Linked DNA regions of Homo sapiens: region 2 is linked to region 1. A link is a loop called in an ENCODE intact Hi-C map of the cell type or tissue named here. Cell type or tissue: heart right ventricle. All regions are shown on one strand. Links, peaks and the distances in the headings refer to the core of each region. The heading gives the core; the rest is flanking DNA.

Region 1 (4,396 bases), core at 262-4,261:
GTAAAGATGGGGAGAAGTGGTCATCCTAAGGGTAAAGACAAGACTTGTGAGTGGATTGAATGCTGTGGATGAGGAAAGAGAAGACTCAAGGGTAACAGATGTTTATGACCTGAAGCTGGATCAGTCGTGGCCCCATCTTTCTAATGGAGGAGGGTGGTTTCTGTGTAGTTATGGGGATAAGAGACTGACTGAGTTAGGATAGAATGGAAGGTGGAATACTGTAGACAGTGTGTATAGACACCTCTTTCAAGGGTGTGTGTGTGTGTGTGTGTGTGTGTGTGTGCACGCACGAAGGAGATCATAGAATGGACAGTAGCTAAAGAGGGATGCAGAGAAAATAAGGGTTGTCTTTTTTTTAAGTTGGGAGATATGACAGCATCTTTATGTGATGATGGAGCCATTCTCTGGGTTGGGGAACTGTGGGAGAGAAGCAGGGTCGAGGTGAAATCAGTTTCCGGCATGTTGAATTTGAGATGATCATCTGATTGGATGACTAGGTGGTGAAGTAAAGTGTACTGTGAAATATGAGGCTATCAAGTTCAGGAAACACCTACAGTCCAAAGTCCATTCCTTCATCAGCTGGGCTGGCCACCTCTGACCAGACACTGGGTTAAAAAGACAGTGCATTACAGTGACTTCTTTGCTCAGAGCTGCCATTAGCTTCCCTTCGCATTCACATTCAGAATAAAAGCCAAGGTCATTTCCATGGCCTGGAAGGTCTTATATGATGTGGACTCCATCTTCCTCTCAAAGCCACTCTCCAGCCATTCAGCTCCTCACTCGCCCTGCTCCTGCCCCTGCTTGCTACATCAAACCATGCATGCCCCTCGGCCTTCACATTTGCTGTTTCTTCTACCTGAAAACTTGCTCCTCACATCTTAATATGGCTCACCCTTGCCTTCTTTCAGATGTTGCTTCCTCAGTGAGTCCTTCCTTAACCACCTTATTAAAAAAAAAAGAACTCCTGCCACTGTGCCAGCATTGCCAGTAGAATTTTCTGTGATGATGGAGATACAGATTTCCTGTATCTGCATAGCCCAATGTGGTAGTCTCTAGCCACATGGGCAGTTCCTCCTGTCTAAGGAACTGCATTTTAAGTTTCATGTAAAAACCAATAGCCATGTGTACTTAGTGGATACTGTACTAGACAACGCAGCCCTTATCCCACTTTTACTTTTTCATAACGCTTATCACTGCCTGAGATTACATATTTATTTGAATATTGTTCATTAATAGAAAGGAGGCTTCATAAGAAAAAGAACTTTGTCTGTTTCCTTCACTACTTTATTCTTAATATTTCAAACACTGCCTGGCAGATGGTAAGTGTGTAAATATTTGTTGAATGAACATGAGATTTTAATTAAGTAGAAATAAGCAGATGCAATAAACAGACACCAAAAGCATCTTATCTTGTGAGCATGCCATGTGACAAGTCCCAGGGAAGACTTTGTCCTCACTGATTTTTTTTTTCAGTCATACTTTTGTATTATGGTATGTTTATGTGTTTGTGTGTGTGTGTGTGTGTGTGTGTGTGTGTGTGTATATATGGTGTATGTACATATATTTTGAGACAGTCTGACTCTGTCACCCAGGCTGGGTGCAGTGGTGTGATCTCAGCTCACTGCAACCTCCGCCTTCCAGACTCCCCCCACCTTAGCCTCCCAAGTAGCTGGGACCACAGGTATAAACCACCACACGTGGCTAATATTTTGGTATTTTTTGTAGAGATGAGGTTTCGCCATGTTGTGTAGGCTCACTTCAAACTCCTGGACTCAAGTGATCCACCTGCCTTGGCCTCCCAAAGTGCTGGAATTACAGGCCTGAGCCACTGCACCTGGCCTGTGTTATGGTATATTTTGCTGTCGTTGAAATATAAACGGATTTTAGGTATTGGCATTTTAATGTGAATTGGTTTCTAAGATCATTTCATTCTTCACAGCCAGTTGAAAATGGACCTTGGAGGGAAAAAGTACGAGAAACCATGAAGGATCAAGTAAGAAGGTGGCAAAGATAAATAAACTTTATCCATGTCTTAATCCTTAAGGGAGCCACTTGTTGTTTGGTCTGTACTCTGCTTCCATCTTCTGTTCAGAGATGAGAATTGCAAGATCACATTTAAATTGAGGTACCATTGAAGGAGAGAGCAGAGTTAATTGTTCAGAAAAATAAAGATTCTTCTTGAAGCTTTCAGATTATCCAGATGCTATCTGAATGCCTACGTAAATAATGTAGACCACTTGAATTCCAAGCATGACACTTTGGTGTGGCTGGAAAAGGATGATAGATGCAGACAGATAACAGTCATTACAGTGCCATGTAAAGCAACCTCTTACACCCTTTCAGTTAGGGAACAACCGAAAATGAGCCCCAGCAAGAACATGGCCCAGAGCAGCGAGTTTAGCTAGGCTGCAAAAGAGATACAGGGAGATGTGGGGTGAGGGCAAAGTGAGATGTGTGTAAAGGGGGCTTTTGTACCCCCCCCCCCCACACACACACACAACCCGGGAAAACCCTGAAAGGTTTTCTCAGGCAGGGACACTGAAGTGGGTCATTTGATGGGGTCTTTGGCTGTCTTGATGACCACCCAGTGCCTGGTCAGCCGAGAGTCCTGAGGTCCTCTGCTCTGATCGAATCACACCTGGTGTGTGGCGTTTGGTGCTGGGCATTCTTGGTTAAGAAAGGCATCATGGGGGCCATCCAGAACTTTACTGTGGACACAGACCTCTCTGAGGTTGTGAGGAAATGCAGATTCTGTTTCAGGGGCTCTGGGGCAGCTGAGAGCTGTAACCAGCTCACAGGAGATGCTGATGGTGCTGGTCCAGGGTCCAGGGGCTGCACTTGGAATAGGGATGAGTGAGGGAGGGTGACCAGGAGAACAGGTCCTGTAAGGATTCACCAGAGCATCCTTGGTTGTTGTATTAGCCAGAGTTCTCTAGAGAGACAGAACCAATAGGATATATGTTTATAGAGATGTATGAGAGGGGATTTATTAGGGGACTTGGCTCACATGATTATGGAGACTGAGGAGTCCCATGACTGGCTGTCCACAAGCTGGAGACCCTGGGATACCAGTAGCGTGGCTCAGCCCAAGTCTGAAGGCCTGAGAACCCAGGGGTTACTGGTATAAGTCTTGGAGCCCAAAGGCTAGAAAGCCTGCAGTTCTGATGTCCCAGGAGGAGGGGGAGGAGGGAGTGCAGAGAGAGAGAGACAGAGAGACACCAATTGCCTTTTCCCTACTTTCGTTCTATCCAAGCCCCCAGCCGGCTGGATGCTGCTCATCCATATTGAGGGCAGATCTTCTGCACTTGGTCCACCTGGATTCACACACCAATCTCCTCTGGAAATACCTAACAGACACCGTCCCCCCACCCCCCACCAATGATACTTTATCAGTACTAGGTATTCCTTAATCCAGTCAAGTTGTCATCTAAAATTAATCATCACAGATGCTAGCTTGGAGAAGCCAGAGGCGAGCTGGGGATCACGATACTTGCTTCCCGTCTTTGGAGGGATGCGTTCTTATTCAGCATCACTGGAGAGGGCAGATTTAGAAAACAGGAGTGGGAAAGGAATTCTGAATCAACATAGGGGTGAATCTCCTCACAAGCTAAGCTTGCCATAAATGGGATGCACTACAGCACAGAGTTGTGGAGTCTTTTCCATTTTGAGATTTCATTCAGACATGAACGATAGTCTGGTGGGAGGATGTTTGAGACACGTTTTTTGTTTGGGTGGAGGTTTGAGTTTGATGGTATCAGATGTCCCACAGATTCTGGGAAGAAGAATTATTCTAGGACAACATCACTCATTTAATTTCAAGGTTTAAGATAGGAACTGTTCTGAAGCCAAATATGTGAGGTGCTTGTTGCAAAAATAAGCCAAAAAACTTGCAGACAGTGTGCGACCTTAAATGTAATTAAGCTGCTTAGGTAGAGGAAATAAATGACAACACTGAAGAATATTAAATAACTCTTGACAGCAGAAGCTGGAGACAGAATAATTAAAAACATCGGGCCATCTGGGGCCACTTTCTGGAAGAGACAAGTGGCACCACTGATCTTAACCGCTGCCCCCCACCAAGTTCTGCTTATGCAATTGTTGATGCTCAGGGGATGATCCTGAGATTGAAAGAGAAAAGCTCTAGTGTGAAGAAACTAGAAGAGGCATAATATATCTCACATAGGTCCATATCATACTCTAAAAACAGATTTGGCATTTTGAAAATATATCCTTCAGTCTCTGGATAGTTAACATAATAAATTTTCAAAGTAAAGTGTGAGTTTCCAAAACATTTAATCTGCTACAAGCTCAGTGGAGCCAGGTTTTGGAATTGGGGGCTTCCATGAGGAAGGTAATGTTTCACTTATTTCACAATAGGAACACACTTCTTACTTTG
Region 2 (4,396 bases), core at 271-4,270, 480 kb before region 1:
GAGCTGATAGTCTCAAGTTTTCTATATTGGTCACATAACATTAACTACTTAACCACCTAGGTTCCGGGCTGTCTACTTATTTCAGACTCATGTTTCTGAAATAAACATGGCTCTCTTTCTATGGCCCTGGCCTCAGGCTTGCTGCTGGCCATTTTCAACCAAAGTTCCCTCTGTAGTGCTGTTCTGCGGACAGCAACAGAACAGATATCATCAGGCAGGGGCAGTGACAGCCAGATATTAAGAGATGACCAGCCCTGGCTGGGCGCTGTGGCTCACACCTGGAATCCTAACATTTTGGGAGGCCAAGGCAGGTGGATCACCTGAGGTCAGGAGTTCGAGACCAGCCTGGCCAACATGGTGAAACACCATCCCTACTAAAAATACAAAAATTAGCCAGATGTGGTGGCATGCACCTGTAGTCCCAGCTGCTCAGAAGGCTGAGGCAGGAGAATTGCTTGAACCTGGAAGGCGGAGGTTGCAGTGAGCTGAGATTGTGTCACTGCACTCCAGCCTAGGCAAGAGAACGAGGCTCCATCTTAAAAAACAAACAAACAAACAAACAAACAAACAGAGATGACCAGCCCAAAGGTAATGAACAGACAAGGGAGTTGAAAGTTACCAAAGAGACACACGGATCAAGTCTGCAGAAGACAGAGCGTAGAGTCCTGGATTAGATGATAGAATCCAGATTCAATGAGGGCTCAGTTAGCTAGAATGTGAGTCCAAACTGACAAGAGGAAAATTTAAAGGAATACAATTTTACCTGCTTTTGCTTTTGGTATCACCATGCCATAGGCATTGATGGAAGACACTTGGCCTGGGAGCAATTTTATGTGAAAAATATCTTGGGGTTTCGATCAGACAACCCAAATGTAAGCCTGGACTGTTAATACAGGACTAAGGAGAATGGGATATAATGAATCTCTTGAACTCTTTTTTGTTTTTTTTTCCAGACAGGGTCTCACTCTGTTACCCAGGCTGGAGTGCAGTGGCCCGATCTTGGCTCACTGCAGCCTTGACTTCCCAGGCTCAAGGGATCTGCCTGCCTCGGCCTCCCAAAGTGCTGGGATTATAAGCATGAGCCACTGTGCTCGGCCTGGATTCCTTGAATACTACACTTCAGACTACACCTGGGATATTTGGGTCCTGGTCTGACTATAATGACTGAGATGAGATATGAGCAGAAGGTATACAGATCCTCTTTCCTGGTCACCCATTTCCCACATGCTGTTGAGCGTCAGCTGCTAACCCTCCTGAGAACTGCCCTTGCCCAAATGGGAACCACTTCACTCAGGAAGGTTTCCTCGAACACCCCTCACCCCCAGAGCCAATGACTGAGTGTCACAGTATACAAGACTGAACCCCTTGCCTCAAGGTGAGACTCACTCTGTAGCACCACTCAGGATCCAGAGCTCCCCGTGGCATCAGGCTGGGCTGGTCTCTGGCTAAACTGCATCCTTGCTTAGCTCCGCCCTCTTGCCCATCCTGTTTCCCTGGCTTCCCTACAGGTTTCCCCTGTGGCCACTCCCCAGTAAATCACTTGCACCAGCATCCCTGTCTCAGATCCTGGATGATGAATGAAGGCTCTGGGAATCATTCAGGGAGAGATAAAGAAGCTAAAATATTTAGGAAAAAAGATTTAGGGAAATATGATAAGCAGCTGCCTTCAATTTTTTTTTTTTTTTTAGAATTAGAGGGCTGGGTGCAGTGGCTCACACCAGTAATCCCAACACTTTGGGAGACCAAGGCAGGAGGATTGCTTGAGCCCAGGAGTTTAAGACCAGTTTGGGCAACATAGCTAGACCCTCTCTCTACAAAAAATAATTTTAAAAATCAGCCAGGCAGGACAGGTATGGTGGCTTACATCTGCAATCCCAGCACTTTGGAAGACTGAGGCAGATGGATTACTTAAGGTCAGGAGTTCAAGAATAGCCTGGGCAACATGGCGAAACCTCATCTCTACTAAAAATACGAAAATTAGCCAGCGTGTTGGTGCACGCTTGTAATCGCAGCTGCTTGGGAAGCTGAGACAGGAGAATCACTTGAACCTGGGAGCTGGAGGTTGCAGTGAGCCAATATTGTGCCACTGTACTCTAGCCTGGGTGACAGAGTGAGACTCTGTCTCAAAAATAATAATAATAATAATAAATTAGCCAGGCGTGGTGGCACACACCCATGGTCCTAACTACTTGAGAGGCTAGCTAGGAGCTAGCCCAGGAGTTTGAAGCTGCAGTGAACTATGATCACGCCATTGCACTCCAGCCTAGGCAACAGACCAAGATCCTGTCCCCACCCCCCCCCAAAAAAAATTAGAAAGTAGAAAAAGAATTGTATAGAAATGGAATAAAAGCAGAATTTGACTCAGTTTCAGAAAGAACTTTCTAATAAGCAAAGCTTTACACCATAGGTATAGCCTGTCTTGTAGAATAATTGGAAACCTGTCATCGGAAATATTTACACAGAATCCAGAGGACCTTCCTACATCATCTGGTGAGTCACTGGACTGACCAAAGGCACACTGTGAATGTTATTACTCCAAGTGGCCACAAGATGGCAGCAGCAGAGAACGTCCCACAGGTGATTAAGTAGAAAATTCTAGTTTCCAGAATTTTTTTTTTTTTTTTTTTTTTGAGACAGAGTCTCACTCTGTTGCCCAGGCTGGAGTGCAGTGGCACAGCCTCGGCTCACTGCAACCTCCACCTCCTGGGTTCAAGCGATTCTCCTGCCTCAGCCTCCCGAGTGGCTGGGATTACAGGCGCCCACGACCATGCCCCGCTAATTTTTGTATTTTTAGTAGAGATGGGGTTTCACTATGTTGGCCAGGCTGGCCTCGAACTCCTGGCCTCAGGTGATCCACCCGCCTCAGCTTCCCAAAGTGCTGGGATTACAGGCATGAGCCACTACGCCCAGCCGTTTCCACAAATTTGATTCCAAACTCTAACCATGATGATAGGTGTTATGTCCATTATTATAAGCCCTTATAGATTTATGATACACAAAACTGAGAAAGTAAAAACATTTCCCCCAAATTTGTATCTTACTATTAGAAAAAAAGGAAACTGAAGGCCGGGTGAGGTGGATCATGCCTGTAATCCCATCACTTTGGGAGGCTGAGGCAGGTGGATCACCTGAGGTCAGGAGTTCCAGACCAGCCTGGGCAACATGGCAAAACCGTCTCTCTACTAAAAATACAAAAATTAGCCAGGCATGGTGGTGCACACCTGTAATCCCAGCTACTCAGGGGGCTGAGGCAGGAAAATCGCTTGAACCCAGGAGGCGGAGGTTGCAGTGAGCCAATATTATACCACTGCACTTGGGCAACAGAGCAAGACTCTGTCTCAAAAAAAAAAAAAAAAAAAAAAAGAATCTCAGAGGTAGAAAGAGGTAAGCCCTGATCAGTGAGGTTTATCCTGATTCAGAGAAAATGTGCTTCTTACATTCTGATCATGATGCTACTTCCATCTGACTGCACAATTTCCAGGCCCAATCATTGTGTACCTTCCAAGAGAGGGAGTCTGTATTTGAAATAGCCTCAATAATGAGGCCACACATTAGGCTCAGCCTATGTTGGCTTATGGTTCTCACAGAAAAAATTATCCACACTGCTAGTCTTCTTCCTGCACCAACCTCAAAGTCTACAGAAAGATGTCCCAGCACTGGGAGCTTGAATAACACCTCTACTGGGGAACCGAAATATACCAGTGATTCAATGAAGCAGATTAATATCAGAGTTCTGTTTGCAACCCTGAGGCCAGTCAATCCTACCAGCCCTTGCCTCCATCTGTGGTAGCCAGCCTCCAAGATGGCCCCCTATGATCTTTTCCTCCTGATATCTATGCCCTTGTATCATCCCCATCACACTGAATCATGGCTAGTCTGTGTGAATGACAAGATATGTAGAAGTAATGGTGCATTTCTTCTAAGACTAGGCCATTAAAGACACTTGCAGCTTCTTCTGCCATTCTCTCTTGGATCATTCACTGTGGAGGAAACCAGCTGCCATATTGTGAGGACACTCAAGCAGCCCTATGGAGAGGTCCTCATGGGGAAGAACTGAGGCTTCCTGCCAATGGCCAGCAGTTTGCCAACCACATGAGGTCCTCTAGCCCCATTCAAGCCTTCAGATGGCCACAGCCCCAAGTAACATCATAAGAGACCCCAGGTCTAAACTGCCCAGATCTGCTTCTCCTGAATTCCTGACGCACTGAATCTGAGTTAATGTTTATTTTTGTTTTAAGCTACTATGTTGTTTTGTTTTGTTTGTTTTTGAGACAGGGTCTTGCTCCAGGCTAGAGTGCAGTGGCACAGTCTCGGCTCACTGCAACCTCCACCTCCTGGGTTCAAGTGATTCTCATGCCTCAGCCTCCCAGTGAGCTGGGATTACAGGCACTTGTCA

The links. Peaks named below come from ENCODE experiments on the same cell type or tissue, not always from the same donor. Only the 100,000 strongest peaks of a DNase experiment are listed, where the experiment ranks them.
Region 2: a loop joins it to region 1, with 5 times the contacts of the local background. A loop is called at or near these places in 26 of 110 quality-filtered maps.

Annotation. Positions count from the first base shown.
Region 1 is chr3:36,727,339-36,731,734 of GRCh38, reverse strand. All of the region lies in intron 2 of DCLK3 (doublecortin like kinase 3), which reads left to right. Among named protein-coding and RNA genes, the nearest start is that of DCLK3, 35 kb to the left of the region's middle. In heart right ventricle, for the core only: CTCF peaks have their summits at 1,879 and 2,078 (motif pointing left); no DNase peak of the experiment used is centred there.
Region 2 is chr3:37,211,336-37,215,731 of GRCh38, reverse strand. No RefSeq gene overlaps it. Among named protein-coding and RNA genes, the nearest start is that of GOLGA4, 30 kb to the left of the region's middle. In heart right ventricle, for the core only: a CTCF peak has its summit at 2,548 (motif pointing right); a DNase peak (open chromatin) is centred at 2,561.